Regions from separate parts of the Homo sapiens genome. Here regions 1 and 3 are each linked to region 2. Evidence: chromatin loops called from intact Hi-C (ENCODE). Cell type or tissue: Calu3. All regions are shown on one strand. Links, peaks and the distances in the headings refer to the core of each region. The heading gives the core; the rest is flanking DNA.

Region 1 (7,897 bases), core at 1,071-6,070, 730 kb after region 2:
ACAATGTCAGCCCTGACACTCACTGACATATTGTTAGCATTCAGGATATCTAGCAAAGATGTGCTAACTTTTCATCCCAGTCTATTCTAAGGATCCGTAAGTAGCTAGTAAATATAATGCTTTAAGAGCATTTTTCCCAAGGAATATCCCACAGTATCTTCATAAATATTCACTTGGTATTCCTTCAAAATTAGTTTCTCAGCAAGATTTCTGCTTCCTTTTTAGCAAATATATTTTTTATGAATGTTTTTAAGAGGAGAGTTATAGTGTCACTAATTCAGAAGTTGCCTATTATAAAGGAAGGAGAGAGAAAAAGTCAGCCTCAGAAAACTTTTGTCTTTTGCTTACAGTAAGTGATATTCATACTCCTCCAATTTTGAAAAAATAATCTAACAATGATTGTCTATCCTAGGCTGCTTTTGGATATACTGTTAGTTTCTAAAGCATCTCTGTTTTTTGTTTGTTTGTTTGTTTTTTGTTCTTTGAGACGGAGTCTCGCTCTTTCGCCCAGGCTGGAGTGCAGTGGCGCGATCTCAGCTCACTGCAAGCTCCGCCTCCCGGGTTCACGCCATTCTCCTGCCTCAGCCTCCCGAGTAGCTGGGACTATAGGCGCCCACCACGGCGCCCGGCTAATTTTTTGTATTTTTAGTAGAGACCGGGTTTCACCATGTTAGCCAGGGTGGTCTCGATCTCCTGACCTCCTGATCCACCCGCCTCGGCTTCCCAAAGTGCTGGGATTACAGGCATGAGCCACCGCGTCCGGCCGCATCTTTGGTTTTTAAAAATCATTTTTTCTGCGTTTATATCCAAGAGTAACGTTCCTTCTTCTTCTACGTATCTCATTACTGAATGAGGTCTAGCTTAGGAGTATAGAAAACCCAGAGGAAAAACTGGCAATTAAAAATCCCAACAAGAGAATGCTGGATAACAACACTTTTTTCTCTATAAACCACTTTATTTTAAATTTGTGAATAGTACTGACCTACACTAAGCTTCGTAGAGTTTTTTAAATACTTGTCTTTTTAAAAATAGAAAGTCACCAATGCTTCAATTAATTGTAAAATTCCGAGGTGCTTCAAATTTTCTAGTGAAAGTTAAAAGTGTAAACATATTTTCAAAATTTACCTGTTTTTTCCCTGTAAAATAAGTGATGCCTTGGCAGAGAATATGCATTCTTGCCCAAAGTGCCTACAGTTTGCCTGACTCACTCTGCCTGGGATAGTTCCATCCTGAAGTTCAGTGAGCTCTGAATTTTCACTCTGCAAAGTAAATGAAAAATTTTGGTGTAACAGGCAGAGATTTTGCCACCAACCATCTGTTTGTATTAATTGGATTTGTGAAATGAAATTCCTGCATGGTTTAATGAGAATAATATGCTAAAAACCTCGTTGAACTCCATCTCATGCAGACAGACTTCACCAGACAAAGGATGTAAAACCCCTGCTATTCCTCAGCACTCTGGGCCTTGTAATTAGTGACATGCATGGCAACAACACACCCAGCATGCCTGTGCTTTTCACTTTGGGTTGTATAGTTGCAAATGAAAAATAGGACCCATATTTTGTCAATAAAATTTATATTTGGGGAAATATAAATTATTATAACTTATAAATATTAACCATTCCAGGGCATAAGACTCTGCAAAATGACCTAATTCACAAACATTTTCAGTCTTTAATAAATTTATGATGGATAATTTTAAGTAGTTTACCATATTAGAAATTTATAATGTCAGGCAATACATTTTTAATAGTAAAAATGTGTTATTTCTGAGATAATGCGACATATTGTTCCTTAGCATAAAGGCCTAGATCCAGTAGTTATCATCACAAAAATAATAATCACAATAATCACATGTATTATATGACTTTCATGCTACGGAGTTTTATGATCAATATGTAACAGATAATCTGTTTTCTATGGAATTCTCTAATTATAGATTTTAAGAATATTTTAGTAAAATTTAAAGCATCCATTTCTGCAATATTAGTAAAATTGAAGGATAAGTGAATTTGTGCCTGTCTGTTGGAAGCTTAGTGGCCATACTTAATGACTCATTGAAATTATCCATTAATGAGTCCTGAACCAACTTTCTGAAAACAATTACTTTGACGTTACTATGCTAAGTGAGGAGGATGCAAAAGTGAATAATGTCTAGTAGTCACTGCCCTAAGTCTGTTAAGAGAAACACATGTATAGAGCAGACATTCACAATTCAATACAGTGTGCACAAAGTGATGTTGACGTAGGGAATCAGAGACTGTTTTCCTGTAGATTCTATGAGGATTATATCATATGGAGAGAACAGTTCAACCACAAAGGAAAAAAAGGGTGTATCACGAAGATAATGAAGATATTTCATCATTGAATAACATGCATGGACCATATCAGTATGTCATATGATATTACATACTCTTTCCTGGTAATAATAATATTTCCAGGTAATTGAAGCCAGGAGAAAAATTGTGAAATTTGAAGATAAAATTATAAGATCAATAACTTTCTTTTTTGGCACAGAGTAAAAGGCAGATATTGGCAATCTGTAAGTATTTGTTGAATAAAAGAATACACGTTACACATTTTTGTATAAAATGGATCATTTAAGATTTGCAATGAGCCTACAAAAGACATAAAGAGACACAAAAAAGAGATAAAGAACCTACAAAAGAGATAAAGCATTATGACCTCCATTTGAGATAATACAGTTTAAGATAACAGACTTTAAAAGAATCAACCAAGATCACCCATATAGTAAGTGACTGAGTAGGGACTCAAACATGTTTTGATTTCAAAGGCAGCCACTTTCTATCACATAATACCCCTTCTACCTACACTTTGTTTATATATTCAAATTTCAAGATGTCTGGAGAGCAAGAAAATGTGTTTAGGACAAAGATAAGCGAGAAGTAGAAACCCTACTTTACTTTGAAATTTATCGCCAAATCCCCTATCAAAATCAGGGATAGCTTCATGAACACATGTAGTATGCAAGAATATATGTAATGTAATTCAACATCGGAGTCACTTTCCTCTAAGCAAAGAACTCTTGAGTCAGAAAACAATGACTGTAACACTGAGAAAGTAAGTCCTTGAACATTTTCTTAGTCTTTCTCCAATATGAAAATTCACTTATCAGATTAGTCCTGTTAACACTGTCTAAACAACCTCAGAACGCTTGGGAGAGACAGAATCACATTCACAGGGGGTTCATTGTAGTGAGGGTCTCAGTGATAGTGGAATATATATAGATGAGCGTTGAGAGCGCCACCTTGTGGCCAACATGGAGGAAGACAATCTGGCAGGAGAGCACCATAGGTGGCCAGGAAGTCAGGAACAAGCACAGATGATGAAAGTTTGAAGGTAGGTTGGGGGACGGGGAGGAAAGGCAAAAATGGAAAAACTCATTATTTTACTTATGCCTCGTCATACTTAAAGCCTGGGCTTTAAAAGAGAAGTGTAGGCATGGGACTATTATATTTTCCAATATTTTCCCCAGACTGTTTTAGAGTTTTAAAGAAGCCATAATCCATTGTGCTTCAGAGGAAGAATATGACATAGTGATGTAATATCTGAGATCATGCAGTTACTTGTAAAATTTCCTGTGTCATGGCCACAGTTTCCCAAGTTAGACCAGAACGAAAGTTACCAAGAGTAAAGCAGTGGATTGCTTTGCTAGTAAGTTCTCTAGTAAAATAAACAAGAAAAACTGTATTTTAAAAATAAGATAGTAGGACTCACAGGTAATATGGCTGAATAGGAACAGCTCCAGTCTGCAGCTCCCAGCAAGACCAATGCAGAAGGCAGGTGATTTCTGCATATCCAACTGAGGTACCCAGCTCATCTCACTGGGACTGGTTAGACAGTGGGTGCAGCCCACAGAGGGTGAGCCAAAACAGGGTGGAACGTTGCCTCACCTGGGAAGCACAAGGGGTAGGGGAACTCCCTCCCCTAGCCAGGGGAAGCCGTGAGGGACTGTGCCGTGAGGGATGGAGCTATCCGGCCCAGATACTACACTTTTCCCATGGTCTTCATAACCCACAGACCAGGAGATTCCCTTGGGTGCTGACACCACCAGGGCCCTGGGTTTCAAGCACAAAACTGGGCAGCCATTTGGGCAGACACCGAGCTAGCTGCAGGAATTTCTTTTGTACCCCAGTGGAACCCGGAACGCCAGAAAGACAGAACCCTCCACTCCCCTGGAAAGGGGGCTGAAGCCAGGGAGCCAAGTGGTCTTCCTCAGTGGATCCCACCCCCACAGAGCCCAACAAGCTAAGACCCACTGGCTTGAAATTCTCGCTGCTAGCACAGCAGTCTGAAGTCCAGCTGGGACACTCAAGCCTGGGGGGAGGGGCGTCCACCATTACTGAGGCTTGAGTAGGCGGTTTTCCCCTCACAGTGTAAACAAAGCCTCTGGGAAGTTCAGACTGGGCAGAGCCAACCACCGCACCGCAAACCCACTGTAGCCAGACAGCCTCTCTAGATTCCTCCTCTCTGGGCAGGGCATCTCTGAAAAAAAGGCAGCAGCCCCAGTCAGGAGCTTATAGATAAAACTGCCATCTGCCTGGGACAGAGGACCTGGGGGAAGGGGTGGCTGTGGGCACAGCTTCAGCTGACTTAAACATTCCTGCCTGCCAGCTCTGAAGAGAGCAGAGGATCTCTCAGCACAGCACTCAAGCTCTGCTAAGGGACAGACTGCCTCCTCAAGTGTGTCCCTGACCCCTGTGCTTCCTGACGGGGAGACATCTCCCAGCAGGGGTCAACAGACACCTCCTATAGGAGAACTCCAGCTGGCATCTGGAGAGTGCCTCTCTGGGACAAAGCTTCCAGAGGAAGGAGCAGGCAGCAATCTTTGCTGTTCTGCAGCCTCCGCTGGTGATACCCAGGCAAACACGGTCTGGATTGGACCTCCAGGAAACTCCAGCAGACCTGCAGAAGAGATGCCTGACTGTTAGAAGGAAAACTAACAAACAGAAACAATAGCATCAACATTGACAGAAAGGACAACCACTCAAAAACCCCATCTGAAGGTCACCAACATCAAAGACCAAAGGCAGACAAATCCACAAAGATGAGGAAAAAACAGTGCAAAAAGGCTAAAAATTCCAACGACCAGGATGCCTCTTCTCCTCCAAAGGATCACACCTCCTCACCAGCAAGGGAACAAAACTGGACAGAGAAGGAGTTTGACAAATTGACAGAAGTAGGCTTCAGAACGTGGGTAATAACAAACTCATCTGAGCTAAAGGAGCATGTTCTAACCTAATGCAAGCAAGCTAAGAAACTTGCTAAAAGGTTACAGGAAGTGCTAAACAGAATAACCAGTTTAGAGAAGAACATAAATAACCTGATGGAGCTGAAAAACACAGCATGAGAACCTAGTGAATCATGCATAATTATCAGTAGCCGAATCAATCAAGCATAAGAAAGGATATCAGATTGAAGACCAACTTAATGAAATAAGGCTTGAAGACAAGATTAGAGACAAAAGAATGAAAAGGAACAAAGCCTACAAGGAATATAGGACTATGTGAAAATACCAAACCTACGTTTCACTGCTGTACCTGAAGGTGACAGGGAGAATGGGATGAAGTTGGAAAACACACTTCAGGATATTATCCAGGAGAACTTCTCCAACCTAGCAAGACAGGCCAACATTCAAATTCAGGAAATACAGAGAACACCACAAAGATATTCCTTGAGAAGAGCAACCCCAAGACACATAACCGACAGATTCACCGAGTTCGAAATGAAGGAAAATATGTTAAGGGCAGCCAGAGAGAAAGGTCAGGTTACCCACAAAGGGAAGCCCATCAGAGTAACAGCAGATCTCTCTGCAGAAACTCTACAAGCCAAAAGAGAGTGGAGGCCAAAATTCAATATTCTTAAAGAAAAGAATTTTCAACCCAGAATTTCATATCCAGCCAAACTAAGCTTCATATGTGAAGGAGAAATAAAATCCTTTACATAAAAGCAAATGCTGAGGGATTTTGTCACCACCAGGCCTGCCTTACAAGAGCTCCTGAAGGAAGCACTAAATATGGAAAAGAAAAACTAGTAGCAGCCACTGCAAAAACATAACAAAATGCAAAGACCATCGACACTATGAAGAAACTGCATCAACTAGTGGGCAAAATAACCAGCTAGGATCATAATGACAGGATCAAATTCACACATAGCAATATTAACCTTAAATGTAAATGGAATGAATGCCCCAATTAAAAGACACAGACTGGCAAATTGAATAAAGAGTCAAGACTCATCGTTGTGCTGTATTCAGCAGACCCATCTCACATGCGAAAACACACATAGGCTCAAAATAAAAGGATGGAGAAATATTTACCAAGCAAATGGAGAGGAAAAAAAAACAGGAGTTGTAATCTTAGTCTCTGAAAAAACAGACGTTAAACCAACAAAGATCAAAAAAGACAAAGAAGGGCATTATATAATGGTAAAGGGATCAATGCAACAAGAAGAGCTAATTATCCTAAACATGGATGCACCCAATACAGAAGCACCCAGATTTATAAAGCAAGTTCTAAGAAACCTGCAAAGAGACTTAGACTCCCACATAATAATAGTGGGAGACTTTAACACCCCACTGTTAATATTAGGCAGATCAACAAGACAAAAAATTAACAAGGGTATTCAGGAGTTGAACTCAGCTCTGGACCAAGCGGACCTAATAGACATCTACAGAACTCTCCACCTCAAATCAACACAATATACATTTTTCTCAGCACCACATTGCACTTATTCTAAAATTGACCACAAAATTGGAAGTAAAACACTCCTCGCAAATGCAAAATAACGGAACCCTCTCTCAGACCACAGTGCAGTCAAATTAGAACTCAGGATTAAGAAACTCACTCAAAACCACACAACAACAGAGAAACTGAATGACCTGCTCCTGAATGACTACTGGGTAAATGACATAATTAAGGGAGAAATAAATAAGTTATTTGAAATCAGTGAGAACAAAGACACAATGTACCAAAATCTCTGGGACACAGCTAAAGCAGTGTTTAGAGGGAAATTTATAGCACTAAATGCCCACAGGAGAAAGCAGGAAAGATCTAAAATCGACACTTTAAATCACAATGAAAAGAACTAGAGCAAGAGCTAACAAATTCAAAAGCTAGCAGAAGACAAGAAATAACTAAGATCAGAGCGGAACTGAAGGAGATAGAGACACGAAAAACCCTTCAAGGGATCAATGAATCTGGGAGCTGGTTTTTTGAAAAGATTAACAAAATAGATAGACCACTAGCCAGAATGATGAAGAAGAAAAGAGAGAAGAATCAAATAGACACAATAAAAAATGATAAAGGGGATATCACCACTGATCCCACAGAAATACAAACTACCACCAGAAAATACTATAAACACCTCTACACAAATAAACTAGAAAATCTAGAAGAAATGGATAAATTCCTGGACACATACACCCTCCCAAGACTAAACCAGAAAGAAGTTGAATCACTGAATAGAGCAATAACAAGTTCTGAAATTGAGGCAATAATTAATAGCCTTCCACTAAAGAAAAGCTCAGGGCCAGAGAGATTCACAGCTGAATTCTACCAGAGGTACAAAGACGAGCTGGTACCATTCCTTCTAAAGTCTTTTTATGAAGCCAGCATCATCCTGATGACAAAACCTAGGAAACATAACACAAAACACAAAAAAGAAAATTTCAGGCCAATATCCCTAATGAATATTGATGTGAAAATCCTCAATAAAATACTGGCAAACTGAATCCAGCAGCACATTAATAAGCTTATCCACCATGATCAAGTGGGCTTCATCCCTGGGAAACAAGGCTGGTTCAACATGTGCAAATCAATAAACGTAATCCATCGCATAAATAGAACCAATGACAAAAACCACTTGATTCTCTCAA
Region 2 (7,897 bases), core at 1,591-6,590:
TTGCCCAGATACAGTATCAGCTTCTCATTAAGCTCTGCTTTGTTCTTGATCTCATGCTCTCATAACTACCAAACATGAATTAATATCACCACTAAAAATTAACTGGGAGGGCAGCAGTTGTTAACATCTCTAATAGCTTACAGAAGTATGACATTTTCTATGTTGGAAATCATGTCTCAATGCAATGGGTGCTTAATATTTTCTAACACCTTTGAGGGCAAGGTCATGAGATTTAATATGTATTTCATATTACTGAGATCGTAAAATCAATTAAGTAACAGATGAGGCACTCATACAATCCTCTCTGATGGACTATTATTGATGACTAGTAATATAACAAATAACAGTCATCCCTGAATATAGATCACCTAGTTTTATTAGACCCAGATCAAAGACATTATCTTTAGTGGTAAAAGGCAAATAAGAATATAGATGAATCTCTTGGATTCAGTTACCACTGGACTAGGGCAGGGAGCTCATCCACTTCTCGAGATAATCTCACTAGAAAATTGATTTAATTATCCTATAGCAGTTAGAGCAGGAAATCTGATTTCCATTTCTGCAGTGTCATTTTAGGAACCTTAAAACATTTCCAAGTTTTAGTTCACTTTTTTATTTCTGCCTTTGCATCATATAATTAATATCTGTCTTAGAATTGTAAAAAAAAATTTAAAAAATAAAAAGTAATTTTGAAAACCAAATTTGGGTTATAATTTCTCTTCATTTAACCATTTCTTAAATATTGGGTGGGATTCCAGCTCTTCCCATTTTTTAAAGTGATCTATTCTTCTCTAAGATTTTTGTTATTATCTTTAATGTTGGTAATACAAAATCTATATGCCCAGCCTCCAACTCAACTCTACCATTTTAAAAATCACATATTAACTACATATTGCATACTTGAAAATGGTTTTATTAATTCAACAAATGTGTTTAGTGACTTCTAAGGGTACTATTGCTATTGTTATTATTGGTTACAATGATAAGCAAAACACAGAAATTTCCTGTCCTCACAGAACTCCTATTCTCGTACCACCTCAAAAGTAACATATCAAAAGCTAAACTCACCACTTTCCTTTAAACTAAGCTTCGATCACTTTTGCTATCTTAATATGATTAATACAATTGTGGATATATATATATGTATATATATGTACTATGTACATAATCTTTTTAATTTTAAATTTTTTTGAATGGTCAGATTATAAAGATGAGTCTGATATTATTCACCTCTGTTCTTTTTTGCTACAAATTACAGTTTTCTCAATGCTTATGACAGACGCATCCATCTATACGTCCATTGATGCCAAAAAATAAACATTCCTCCATGTTCACCTCAAATTTGCTTTCCCTCATTTTTTTTTCTGGCTTAATGAATGATGTCATCATCTACATAGCTAAATGTGGCCTTCATTTTTTCTAATATCTATTCATGTGTGATTTCTTCACACATTTAGTGTTCATTACTTTTCCACGATATGGTTCTAGATGCTGCAAGCATATAGATGGATAAAACCCTTTGAACTCCTACATCCAAACAACTATTAAGTCATCATGAATAACTACCAAATCCAGAGGAATCTTCTGGAAAATATCGTTCTAATATGCTCCCTTTCTGTTTTTTAAAATAATAGTTTTATTGAGATATAAGCACATACCATAAAATAGTTGTTTTAAAGTGTATAAGTCATTTGCATTACTAATCGCGGGGATTTAAAAATAGATAAAACATAAAAAATGAAGCTTACAATTCAGTGGCTTTTAGTTAGTCACAGAATTGTGGAGCTATCACTATGAATCATTATAAAATATTTTCACCACCTTAGAAAGAAGATCTGTACCCATTAGTAATCACTCCCCGCACTCCACTTTTCCAGTCCTTGGCAAATACTAATGTACTTTTTGTCTCTGTGGATTTTCCTATTCTGGACATTTCATATAAATTGAATCAACAATATGTGGTCTTTTGTGTCTTTTTTTCATTTAGCATAACGTTTTCAAGTTCATGTATGTTGTACTATATATCAGTACTTCATTCCTTTATATGGATGAATAATATTCCATTGTATGTATAAACCACACAATTTATCCATTCATCCATTGATGGACATTTGGGTTGTTTCCAACTTTTGGTTATTATGAATCATGCTTTCATAAACATTTGTATACAAGTTTCTGTGTGGACATATGCTTTCAATTTCTTTTGTTATATACCTAAGAGTGGAATTACTGGGTCTTATGGCAACTTTCTGTTTAATATTTTGAGGAAATGCTAAACTGTTTTCCAAAACAGCTCTACAATTTTACAATCCCACCAGCAGTGTATCAGGGCTCCATTTTCTCCATATACTCACCAATACTCATTTTCCATTTTTAAAAAGTTACAGACATCCAAATGAGCATGAAGTGATATCACATTGTGTTTTAAATTTGTACTTCTATAATGACTAATGATATTGAGCACCTTTTCACATGCTCATTGGATCTGTATGCTGTCCTTGGAGAAATGACTATTCAGGCCAATTTACCCATTTTAAAAACTGAGTCATTTGTCTTTTTATTGTTGAATTGTAAGAGTTTGTTATATAGACTATATATAAATCCCTTATCAAATATACAATTTGCAAATATTTTCACCCATTCTGTGAACTGTCATTCATTTTCTTGATGGTGTCCTATAAAGCAATTTTTTTTAATTTGATGAAGGCCAATTTATCTGATTTTTTTTCACTTATGATTTTACTGTCATGATTAAGAAATTTTTTGTTTGCCTAATCCAAAGACTTATTCCTATGTTTTCTTCCAAAACTTTTATAGTTTTAGCTCTCACCTATGCTCTATGATCCAGTTATAGTTAATTTTTATATGTGATGTGACGCAGGGGTCCAGCAGCTTCATTTTTTTACATGTGGAAATCCAGTTATTTCAGTACCATTTTTTGAAAAACCTACAAATTGTCTTGGCAATTTTGTCAAAAACGAATTTGCCATAAGTGTAGGTGTTTATTTCTTGACTCTTAACATTTCATTGGTCTGTATACAATTTCATTTATTTACTTATTTATTTATTTATGCCAGTACAACATTGTTTTGATTACTGTATCTTTGTAGCAAGTTTTAAAATTGGGGTTGGCACGGTGGCTCATGCCTGTAATCCTAGCACTTTGGGAGGCCAAGGCAGGCAGATCACTTGAGGTCAGGGGTTTGAGACCAGCCTGGCCTGTGTGGTAAAACCCTGTCTCTACCAAAAAAAATAAAAAAATAAAAAATTAGCCAGGTCTGGTGGCATGTGCCTGTAATCCCAGCTACTCAGGAGGCTAAGGCAAACAGAATCACTTGAACCTGAGAAACAGAGGTTGCCGTGAGCTGAGAGCATGCCACTGCACTCCAGCCTGGGTGACAGAGTGAGACCCTGCCACCAAAAAAAAATAAAAGAAAAAAAAAGTTTTAAAATTGGGAGGTACCCTCTATCTTTGTTCTTTTTCAGGATTGTTTTGCCTATTCTGGGTCCTTTATCTTTCTTCACATCAATTTTGGACCACTTTGTCAATTTCTGCAAAAAAAAAAAAAAAAAAAAAAAAAAAAAAGGCAGCTCCTCAGCTGTCATTTTGATAGGGATTGCCCTGAGTCTGAGAATCAATTTAGGGAATATTCCCATCTTAATTAAGTCTTCGGCTTCCTCTGTTTTCTTCTGCCACTGCTGGGTGTTGCTTGCCATTACCTCCAACCTACATTACTGCTTTAAACAATTAGATTCATTTCCCACTGCACTCCGGAAAAATTTCAAACTCCTCACTCACTCTGTCCTACAGTGCTTTCTGTGGGTCAGTATGTACTATCCCTCTTTGACCTTATAGCTCTTCCACTTCTTTACTGTTTCAGTTGTTTTTTGTTCTGGTCCTGAACAGAGCATGTTTATTCCTATATCAGACCCTTTGTTTTCTATGTTCCCTTGTCTGAAATCCTCTTCCCTGAAATCTTTGTAAGCCTGACTCCTTTTTATCATTCACTTCTTAGTTATGATCTTACTTAAGCATACCATCTAGTGTTACAAAAAATGAAAAATCTTTATTCCCTTCTTTCATTCCCTAGCTGCTCTCTTTCATATTTCCCTATTTAATTTTCAAGAGTACTTACAAGTATATAAAAATTTCCCATTTATTATTTATTTCTTTATTGTCTAGCTTCTTACCTAAAATATAGACTCCAGAATCTTGAACAATGCTTCACACAGTTTGCATTTAATAAGTATGCTAAATGTTGTTGCATGGATTTCAATAATTATTTTCTACATAGTTCTTCAAGTAAGAATAATAGTGATAAGTATAACAATGGTAGATAATATTTGTCTGGCACCTATGTGTTAGGCTTTGCAGCTAAGCACTTTATAGTTTAATTTACAATGACATTATAAGGTATGTACAATCATTCACTTCCACTTGACAGATGAAAAATTTATGGTTTAGGAGGCAAGTAACTTAGCCAAAATCACTGGTCAAGGGACAGAGCTAATATTTAAATCTATGCAGTCTGGCTCCAAAGCCTACACCGGGAGACCTCTCAGGCCTCCTAGTCATTAAATAAACATTTGCTCAAGCGCCTTTTATGCTGTAGGCACAGTGTTGGTTGCTGTGCATACAACCACCAACGCCTTCAAACAGTACTTCATATACAAAAGTTGTAAAGAGGCTGGGCGTGGTGGCTCTTGCCTGTAATCCCAGAACTTTGGGAGGCCAAGGAGGGTGAATCACTTGAAGCCAGCAGTTCGAGACTAGCCTGGCGAACATGGTGAAACCCCTTTTCTACTTAAAATATAAAAATTAGCCAGGTGTGCTGGCGTGAGTCTGTAATCCCCTCAGGAGGCTGAGGCAAAAGAGTTGCTTGAACACAGGAGGCAAAGGGTGCAGTGAGCCAAGATTGCACCATTGCATTCCAGCCCGGGCAACAGAGTGAGACTCCGTCTCAAAAAAAAAAAAAAAAAAGGAAAAAGAAAATAATGAAGAATATGTATGGTGATGTTGTAGGACTTTCTCCTTTCTCCTCAATTCAGCTAAAAACCATTTTCTTGTCACGTGACCAGAAAAGATTAGGCTTGCGGACACATAGAAGGGTGCGAAAAATAGAATTTATTGGGCAGAAAAGGAAAAAAAAAACTCAGCAAAGCTAGAGAGGTTCCCATTAACAGGCCCCCATCTCACCGATTGAACCTTAGGTTACCAGTATGGAACAGGGGAAGCCAGGCTCCTCCCCAATGCAAACAGCACAAACTTTCCATGGGTCCGCCCCATCCTCTCAGTGCACAGGCCTGTCTGTCAGAGATTCTCCAGAGAGTCCTTTTTACTTGGCTGTCTCAGTGAAGTCACTTGGTAGACAGTCTAGGATATCTTGCTGAGGAGTTTATTCTTTTTCTTTTTGAACATACTAGGTGATAACCCGACCTGATCAAGTCAGCATTTAATTTAATTGTGCTATGTTTCATTATGTACAATAAGATTATATTTTGGTAGCTTTTTTTTTTTTTTTTTTTTTTTTCTGAGACGGAATCTCACTCTGTTACTCGGGCTGGAGTGCAGGGGCGCAATCTCGGCTCACTGCAAGCTCCGCCTCCCGGGTTCACGCCATTCTCCTGCCTCAGCCTTCTGAGTAGCTGGGACTACAGGCGCCCGCCACCACTCCCGGCTAAATTTTTGTACTTTTTTTTTTTTTAGTAGAGACGGGGTTTCACCGTGTTAGCCACGATGGTCTCGATCTCCTGACCTCGTGATCTGCCCGCCTCGGCCTCCCAAAGTGCTGGGATTACAGGCTTGAGCCACCGCAACTGGCCATATTGTGGTAGTTCTTTTAGTGGTTGAAATTAATGAAATTCTCTGGAGAATAAATATATCTTTTCTTGATGGAGTTTTATTTTGCCATAGAATCTAACAGCAATTCCAGGTTTTTCAGAAAATTTTAAAATTTAAAACATTATAAAACAAAAAAAAGGTAAATGACAAGCTTAATTGGAAATCCATTAGTTACAAACTTTAGAGCTAATTTTATATGTCCTCATGCCCAAAGAAGTGTTATATATTTTAAGACCAGAGTTCAGATAGTGAAGGAATAGACAAAGATTGCAGAATACATTATGGTACTTAAGTACAAAATCAAGACAAAAAGTGACTTCAGTATAAAATAATCAGTGCTATCACCTGCAGTATATCCAATGGAAGAAATAATAAATACAACTTAGAGATTTTCTTGGTACAACCATTAACAATATCCATAGCATATTATATTTGCTAAATATATAATTGCTTTTCAATTACCTCTTTAAAAGCTCCTTCAGGCACGGTCGAGTCAAGGGAAAATGGTTAATATACTTCCTATTCTTCCCAGGATTATTTAGTATGCCTGTCCAGACACTTTCAAACAATGGCTTATATCACTACTTCATTTACCTCTGGTCTAGGGGAGGTGGTAGAGTAGTGCAGCTAGTGAAGCCAGGCTAGCTTTACGAAAGCAGGAATTTTTTTTTCACACTCTTGTATCCGCAGTGACTAGCATTGTGCTTGGTACTTGGTAGACAATACCACATTTCGGTGATAGTAAGATGCCTTCAATTATTAGATATATCATAATTTTAAACGTGATCAAGAAGAAAACACACTTCCAATTAAATTGTGACAAATTATGTCTTATTACTTTGAATTTTACTTATATATTTATTCAAAATATTATTTTAGGCTTATTTAGACATAGATTTGTCATATGCTGTTCTAGTGAAAATGAAAACAGAAAACAAGAAAAGTGAAACTATTCCTAAAAATCTTCACATTCAGGATTTAACTTTCCTAATTGTGCATTAACTCAGAGTTGTTCAAATCCATGTTTCAGTACAATATTGTTCTTTGTGCCACAAGAGCATTGATATTGTGGCATCTCTAAAAAGAGTGCTCCACTCTTGTCTCTGTAGATTTTCTTCCAAGTCATTTCCACCCATTCTGTGATGCTATTGCTGGTCCTTTAATCTTATCTAAAGTTGTAATAGAAAGTTTTCAGACTACAATATCAGAAATCATATCCCCTTTTCATATAATTTGAAGATAGAACTACCATATGATCTGTCAATCCCACTACTGGGTATATATCTGAAAGAAATGAAATCAGTTGTGTTGAAAAGATCTCTGCACTCCCGTATTTATTGTGGCACTATTCATAATAGCCAAGGACATAATCAGCTGAAGTGTCCAACTACACATGCATGGATAGAGAAAATGTGGTATATATACACAATATAACACTCCTCAGTCATAAAACAGAACAAAATCCTATCATTTGTGGCAACATGGATGAACCTGGAGGACATTATGTTAAGTAAAATAAGCCAGGCACAAAAAGACAAATACCACATGAGCTCATAATGGGAAATTGCAAACACTGTGGGCCAGGTGGTGGGATCCTGAAAAGGATATGTGGAATCCTGAAAAGTTGATTCATAGTAGAGAGTAGAATGGTGGTTGTCAGAGGCTGGTTAGTATAGAGGAGAGGGGAGAATGAGGAAGGTTGGGCAATGGGCATAAAGTTACAGTTGGATGGAAAGAAGACATTCTGGTGTTCTACTTCACAATAGAATGACTATAACTCACAATAGTTTATGGTATATTTCAACATAGGTAGAAGAGAGGATTTTGAATGATATCACTACAAAGAAATAATATGTATTTAAAGTGATGGATGTGCTAATTACTCTGATTTGACATTATACAGTGTAATACATGTATTGAAATATCACACCATACCCCATAAATATGTACAATTATGTGTCAGTTATAAATAAAGTAAAACAAAAAATAACCCTTAAGTATTTCATTAAGTTGAAACCTCAAGAGAACGGAGTCATTCAGTCATGCCAGCAGGAA
Region 3 (7,897 bases), core at 1,585-6,584, 210 kb after region 2:
GAGTGCTGCAATAAACGCAGAGGTACAGATGTCTCCCTGAAATACTGATTTCCTTTCACTTGGATAAATTCCCAGTAGTGGGACTACTGGATCATATGGTAGTTCTATTTGTAGTCTATTGGGGAAATTCCATATTGTTGTTCTCCATAGTGGCTATACTACTTTACATTTCCACCAACAGTGGATAAGAGTTCCCTTTTCTCCGTATTCTCACCAGCATTTATTTTTTTGTCTTTTTGAGAATAGCCATGAGATACAATGATATCTCATCATAGTTTTGATTTGCATTTATCTACTGACTAGTGATTTGGGGCATTTTTTCATATATTTGTTGGCCATTTGTATGTCTTTTTTTTTGAGAAATTTCTGTTCAGATAATTGCCCATATTTTAGTTTGATTTTTGTTTGTTTGTTTGTTTGTTTGTTTGTTTGCTTATAAGATGTTTGAGTTCCTTATATATGCTGGATATTAGATCCAAGTCAGATGAGTAATTTGCACATATGTTCTCTTATTCTGTAGGCTGTCTTTTCACTCTGTTGATTGTTTCCTGTGCAGAAACTTTTTAGTTTAATATAACCCTATTTGTTGTTGGGTTTTTATTTTTCACTTTTGTTACATGTGCTTTAGAAGTCATTCATAAAATCTTTTCCCATGTCAATGTGCTAAAGCATTTTCCATACATTTTCTTCTAGTAGTTTTATTGTTTCAGGTCTTACATTTACATCTTTGATTAATTTTGAGTTGATTTTTTGTATAGGGTGAGAGGTGGAGGTCTAGTGTCATTTTTCTGCATATAAATATCCAATTTTCACAACACCATTTTTTAGAGAGACTGTCCTCTCCCCAATGAGTGTTATTGGCACCTTTGTCAAAATGAGTTGGCTGTAAGTGCATGGGTTTATATTTGTGTCCTCCATTCGGTTACATTGGTCTATGTGTCTGTTTTTATGCCAATACTATACTGTTTCGCTTACTACAACTGTGTAGTATATTTCGAAGGCTGGTAGTGTAAGGCCTCCAGCTTTATTAATAATTTCTAAAAATCATCAAATATTGAGTCAACATTCAAATTTCTTCACATACCTGATAAAAGCTTTTTTCCTCCTCCCTCCCTTCTAATTTTTCTTCCTTCCTTCTTTCTTTCCTTCCTTCTTTCTTCTCTTCCTTCCTTTCTTCTTTCCTGAGACTGATGATTATATGCAGAAATTCATTCAAGATTTATAGATATAATCACATTTTTATGAAGTATACTCTATATGTGGAATACTGATATTAACATTCATTGATAATGTAGAAGATGCTTCTGATTCTGGGGCATCATAATAGCTTAACCAAGCTCTAATTTTAACCATTGATGCAACGGACAGTTCCATGAGAAATCAAACTCATTGGACCTGACAGCATCTTATGGCAAGCACACTGCCTAAATTTTCACCTGCTGTGAGTACCTTCCCTGAAGCTATAGGGCAAATGAGCCAGAGGTGCAGAGGGGTTAAACTCCAGAGCTTGGGGGATTGCCATACTTTAAATATACATACATATACATATATACACATATATACATGTATATATAAATATACATACATATACATATTTACATATATACATATACATATATATATAATTTTTTTTTGAGATGGAGTTTCGCTCTTGTTACCCAGGCTGGAGTGCAATGGCGTGATCTCGGCTTACTGCAACCTCCCCCTCCCAGGTTCTAGTGATTCTCCAGCCTCAGCCTCCCTCCAAACCTCATGTTAAAATTTGATTCCTAGTGTTGGATGTGGGGCCTAAGGGGAGGTGTTTGGCTCAAATGATGGATCCCTCATGAACGGCTTAGTGTCATCCTCATGATAATGAGTGCATTCTTGATTTGTAGGTTCCCACGAGAGCTGGTAATTAAAAAGAGCCTGACATCTCCCTCCTTTCTCTTGCTTGCTCTCTCATCATGTGATCTCTGCACACACCAGCTCCCTTCCCTTTCTTTTTTTTTTTCTTTTTTTTTTTTTTGGAGACGGAGTCTCGCTCTGTCGCCCAGGCCGGACTGCGGACTGCAGTGGCGCAATCTCGGCTCACTGCAAGCTCCGCTTCCCGGGTTCACGCCATTCTCCTGCCTCAGCCTCCCCAGTAGCTGGGACTACAGGCGCCCGCCACCGCGCCCGGCTAATTTTTTGTATTTTTGGTAGAGACGGGGTTTCACCTTGTTAGCCAGGATGGTCTCGATCTCCTGACCTCATGATCCACCCGCCTCGGCCTCCCAAAGTGCTGGGATTACAGGCGTGAGCCACCGCGCCCGGCCCTCCCTTTCTGCCCTGAGTGGAAGCAGCCTGAATTTCTCACCATAATCAGATGCTGTCACCATGTTTCTTGTACAGCCTGTAGAATCATGAGCCAAATATTTTTTCCTTATGAATTACCCATGTTCAGGTTTTCCTTTGTAGCAACACAAAAACTAAGACAATGCCCCAATTCTCCTGTCTTTTGCCAGTGGGGGCTCATTCAAATTGGTTTTGAGTCCTTTTATTAAACAATTTTATTGCACGCAAAAGAATGCTCACACGTTACCTGTCCAGTTTAATGAGCCTGGACAAATGTAAAAATCCATGTAACTACTACCCAAGGCAGGATACGGCACATTCCTACCACCCCATAGACTCCCTCTGCCTCCTTAGAATTAGTCTGTTTTTACTTCAACCCCAAACAACACTTAATCTAATTTATAACACTAAAAATTATTTTTTCAGTACTAGAAATTCACTTAAGTGGAATTTTGCAGTATGTATTATTTTGTGTCAGTCTTCTTTCATTCAGCAAAAAGTTTTGAGATTCATTCATATTCTTTTGTGTAGGTAGTTCATTCTGTATTTATTGCTGAGTATTGTTGCACTGTATAAATATATCAAAGTTGGCTTCACAGTCACATAGTCTTCCATGATTAGGCATGCTATCTCTACCAGGTCCTAGCTGTACACCAAGGGGTGTTCCCAAAAGGCCTATAATTCAATGCTTCATATCCCATGACCTTGCTACAGGACCCCTATGATCTGAGTTATAGTTCTCTGATTGGGAAAAGTCATGAACTCCACATCATGTATTTTCCCACCAGTGATAACCTCTAATATCATGACATCTGCAGAGAGGCTTACATCACAGCCTGAAACCTTTTTTAAATTAACTTTCTATTTTGAGGTAATTGTAAATTAACATGAAATTGTAATAAATAATAGACATAGATCCTGTATACCTTTTGTACAGTTTCCCTCATTGGTGAGCTATTGCAAAATTATGGTAAAATAGAAAAATGAGGATATTGACATAGATTCACTCAAGATCAAGTATGTTTCCATCACCACAAGGATCCCTCATGTTGCCCTTTTAAACTCACATCCACTTTACTTCCACCTCCATCTCCTCCTTAACTCTTGTTTTCCTTTTCTGTAATTATGACATTTAAGTAATAATGTGTAAATGGAAACAGATATTATATGTTTGGAATTGGCTTTTTTCACTCCTTGTAATTCTCTGGAGATTTATCCAGGTTGTTGCATGTATTGATAGTCTTTCTTTTTATTGCTGGGTAGTATTCTATGATCTGATTATACCACAGCGTGCTTAATTATTTTGGAGGATATCTGGGTTGTTTCCAGATTTTGCCTATTACAAATAAAGGTGCAATGAGCATTCATATAAAGGTTTTTGTGTCAACATGAGTTTTAATTTCTCTGTGATAAATGCCCAAGAATTCAATTGGTAAATCATATGGTAGTTGCATGTTCAGTTCTTTAAGAAACTGCCATACTGTTTTCCAGACTGGCTGTAAAACTTTATATCCCAGTCTCTCTACATAGTTGTCAGCATATGGTGTTGTCACTATTTTTTTATTTTAGCCATTCTGATTGATGTATAGTGATATTTAATTTTGATTTTAATTTGTATTTCCATAATGACTAATGATATTGTGCATCTTTTCCTGTGCTTGTTTGCCATCTGTTTATCCCACTCTGTGAAATATCTGCTCATATCATCTTTTAACATGTCTTGACTATTGTTCCAGTACTTTCTAAAATGTTTGAGTATTTTCCTTTTCCTAACATGCAGTTACCAAAGTAAATGACTGCAGGTCCTTTTAGGAAAAGACTGAGACTGGTGACCATTTATACTTGTCATTATGAGAATTTTCAGGAGTATCAGCCTAGATACACCCATGATGCCTCAAGGTCCCATTGTTTCCCCAAAATGGTCTGAACCTTGAAATAGCATATATTTGCCATAATTGGGAGTTCATCCTTTGCAGCTAGGCTAATCTGATAATTAAATCTTGACTTTGTCCTGTGTTCACTTCTGGAAGATGAGAGCCTTCTTGTATACCACTAGGAGGCACTAAGGCTTTCACAGTTAGTTTTTTAATTGCTAATTAATCACACTTGCCTATATATTATCTTACTCAGAGTGAGCTTAGTAAAAACCATTCAATTCCACTATTCTTATAATTGCAGTTTCTCTCCGTATTTCTCCAGCAGCTTTACACTGTGCCAGCTAAGGCATTCACATCCTTTGGTATGCCACCCCAGTACTCCACGATTGTTTCAACAACTGTGCTGCCCAGTTGTGAAAGGGATTATCTGTACTCCACTTACAGATTGCCATGTGGTGGGGAGCAAAGCAGCTTCAAATTCCCATCCAAGTATGGCTTTCTTGAGTTACTCCTGGTACTACCTGTGCCAGGTTAGATTCTTAGGGAATCAGAATCTGTGATGGAGATTAGTATACAGGTGGTTTATTTAGGTTTTGGGGGATCAACACCTCTGGAGCGGAAGGGAAAGAAGCAAGATTTTCCAGAAAGAGAACAAGAACTCAATCCAGTCTCAACAGAAGCCTCAGTTGATCTTCTGGGGAGATGTGAAGATGGATTGACCCTCCAGAGATACTCTGATTGAGGGAAGGGAGACAGGTCTTTCTATGCCGCTTTTACCTGGGAAGGAGATATAACCATGGGTGACCTAGTTCTCTTCAGCCACCTGATGGAACAGATACTTGAGGATTATCTGCCAGACTTGCTCTTAGCATTTCATTTAACAAGGTATCTAGGATATTATTTCATAGTATTATATATAGATATTTCCAATTCCATTGCAAAGTTGCATAGTACCCTATAATGTGCATATACCTAAGTTTATACAGTTCTACTCATATATATATGAGTAAGACTAAATAAAGTATCTCTCTCTCTCTCTATCTCTCTCTCAAGGGTCAAAGGTCATATATGTATATATGTTTGTATGGGCTGTTGATGACCCTAACTCCTGTGTTAGGAGCATCAACTATGTATCATGGTGTGTGTGTGTGTGTGTGTGTGTGTGTGTGTGTGTGTGTGTGTATATATATATATATATATATATATATATATATATATATACATCAACTACATATACCTGTATTTGACCTTTGAATCACACAGGGGTTAGGGGCATTGACACCCTATGCAGTTGAAAATTCACCTATAACTTTTGACTCCCCAAAAACATGACTACTAATAGCCTACTGTTGACTAGAAATTTTACAAATAACATAAACAGTCATTTCACACATATTTATATATTATTTTTATTATACACTATATTCTTAAAGTAAGCTAAAGGAAATATTATTGAAATCATAAAGAAGAGAAAATTTATTTACAATTCATGAAATAAAAGTAGACCATCATAAAGGTCTTCATCTTCATCATCTTCACATTGAGTAGACTGAGGAAGAGGAGAAGGGGGAGGAGGAGGCGGAGGGGTTGGTCTTTCTGTCTCAGGAGTGGCAGAGGCAGAAGAGGTGGAGGAGGTGGAAGGGAAAGCAGAAGAGGCAGGCATACTAGGTGTAACTTTTATTGAAAAAAATTGAGTGTAAGTAGGCCCATGCAGTTTACACCTGTGTTCATAGAAGTGGAATTGCTTGCTCAAAGGGTAAATATATATTCAATTTTGCTGAATATTTCTAATATCTGGTTCAAGGCATTTTACTATTTTACAGTTTGAATAGTGAGTAATGACAGTACCTGTTTATTCATAGTCTCATCAACACACTATATCGTTAAGCTTCTGGTTTTCCAATCTTGTATGTGAGAAACATATCAATGTAGCATTAATTTGCATTTCTCTTATTATGAATGATACTAAGCATATTTTCATATGGGTAGGAGTCATTGGCATTTTTAACTGTCTCTTCATTTTTCTAGCTCATTTTTCTATCACATTGTTGGCTCTTTTAATGTTTATTTTTATCATTTGGAAGTTCTTTATACATTGAGATAGTAACACTTTGTACCATTATAAATCTTTTTTTTTCAGTTTTTCATTGTCCTTTAACTTGGCTCATGGTATATTTTTCTATGTAAAGTTTTATCTTATTTTTGTGTAACCAAATGTGTCTGTCTTTTCTCATATTGCTTCTGGGTTTGGGGTTATGATTAGAAAATAATTCCTCACTTCTGGTTTATAGGATAATTCACACATGATTGTTTGTGAGTAGTCTGGCTCCATAGCAAAACCTGTGTGTAGGTCAGGTGCGGTGGCTCACACTGGTAATCTCAGCTACTCAGGAGGCTGAGGCAGGAGAATTGCTTGAACCCAGGAGGGGGAGGCTGCAGTGAGCTGAGATTACTCCAATGCACTCCAGCCTGTGTGAGCAGAGCAAGATTCCGTCTCAAAAAAACAAAAAACAAAACAAAACAAAAACCTTATGTGTGATATTTTGGTGAAAACATAGACAGTTACACAGCCTTTACCTGGCAGGCCTCATGGAGCAAAGCTGCCCCGCAGTCTGAGACTCTGTGCAGTCTGGAAGGAGTTGCAGTTAAGAACTCGGCACTCCTTCCCACCCCAAGGTTCTTAAGATTTCTGTATTTCTAACCCAAATGCCTCCACTTGGAGGTCTCCTTGTTGTGGGAGTGGGTGGCGGAACAGGCTTGGCTAAATGCTTTCTCAGAGGCCTTTGTCACCAACACCGCTTATCAGGAGGGCTTGAAGACACTTCTCTCCACTCTGACTCACCATTCAGTACTTTTCCACTTCTAGACCTTTCTTGTCTCCCTCTCCTGGCTCGCAGGGGTGTACAAAGGCAGGAGACTTTTGTTTTGGGCTCCCTGGGCAGTGTGAAGTTTCCCCCCATCTGCACTGATACATCTGACCTTTGCCCTGGGCCACTGCCAGGGAAAAATAAAACACTGGGGAGCTAGTGCTTTTGGTGCTTTTTTCCTGTTTAGCTTCTTGCTTAAAATATCTCGGTGTGTGAATTTGGTTTGTTGTCCTAATTTACCACTCGACACCTGGCAGCTCAGTTCTTTCCAGCTCAGCTCTTGCCAATTTTAGATTAGTTTAATTTTTACATTCCTATCTCTGATCCGTTGGTAATTCAGCCTGGTGGTTGGTGCGAGGAGTGAATCTGATGTTACCTTTTCTTATACAGTTATCTTGTTCTTACACCATCACTTATTTAAAAGAATGCTTTTTCCTACTGATTTGAAATATAATCTATAAACTAATCATGTTTTAGTGGTTAAATCTTCTGCCTAGGAATCAAGCACATCACTTCCAATCATGATTTATTGGCAAAGGCAAGATATGTAATGGAGCATGATGTCCTACCCTACTCCATATAACCCTAGTATAACCCTATTTATAAACAACAAATAAAATTGATCTCACATTCCTATCCCCTCCTGTCCTGATGCACTGCCCTCCACCCCCAACCCCACTCCCCTGTAAGAAATAGCAAATCAGGAAATCATTGTAATTTCTGGTTGTTTTCATGCTTAATAAATGATAAATACTAGAGGTAATAATGGTAACCCTTATTTTGTTACTGAATTTAGAAAAGTTTCTTCTAGTGTTTTTCCAGTAAGCATGATGCTGG

What was found. Peaks named below come from ENCODE experiments on the same cell type or tissue, not always from the same donor. Only the 100,000 strongest peaks of a DNase experiment are listed, where the experiment ranks them.
Region 1: a loop joins it to region 2, with 4 times the contacts of the local background. A loop is called at or near these places in 28 of 110 quality-filtered maps.
Region 3: a loop joins it to region 2, with 2.4 times the contacts of the local background. A loop is called at or near these places in 3 of 110 quality-filtered maps.

Annotation. Positions count from the first base shown.
Region 1 is chr7:80,016,093-80,023,989 of GRCh38, forward strand. No RefSeq gene overlaps it. Among named protein-coding and RNA genes, the nearest start is that of GNAI1, 110 kb to the right of the region's middle. RefSeq lists an enhancer at 3,674-4,179. In Calu3, for the core only: a CTCF peak has its summit at 3,273 (motif pointing left); a DNase peak (open chromatin) is centred at 3,259.
Region 2 is chr7:79,289,215-79,297,111 of GRCh38, forward strand. The region is part of intron 1 of MAGI2 (membrane associated guanylate kinase, WW and PDZ domain containing 2); the gene reads right to left. Among named protein-coding and RNA genes, the nearest start is that of MAGI2-AS3, 160 kb to the right of the region's middle. In Calu3, for the core only: no CTCF peak of the experiment used is centred there; a DNase peak (open chromatin) is centred at 4,677.
Region 3 is chr7:79,497,977-79,505,873 of GRCh38, forward strand. No RefSeq gene overlaps it. Among named protein-coding and RNA genes, the nearest start is that of MAGI2, 48 kb to the left of the region's middle. In Calu3, for the core only: a CTCF peak has its summit at 4,462; no DNase peak of the experiment used is centred there.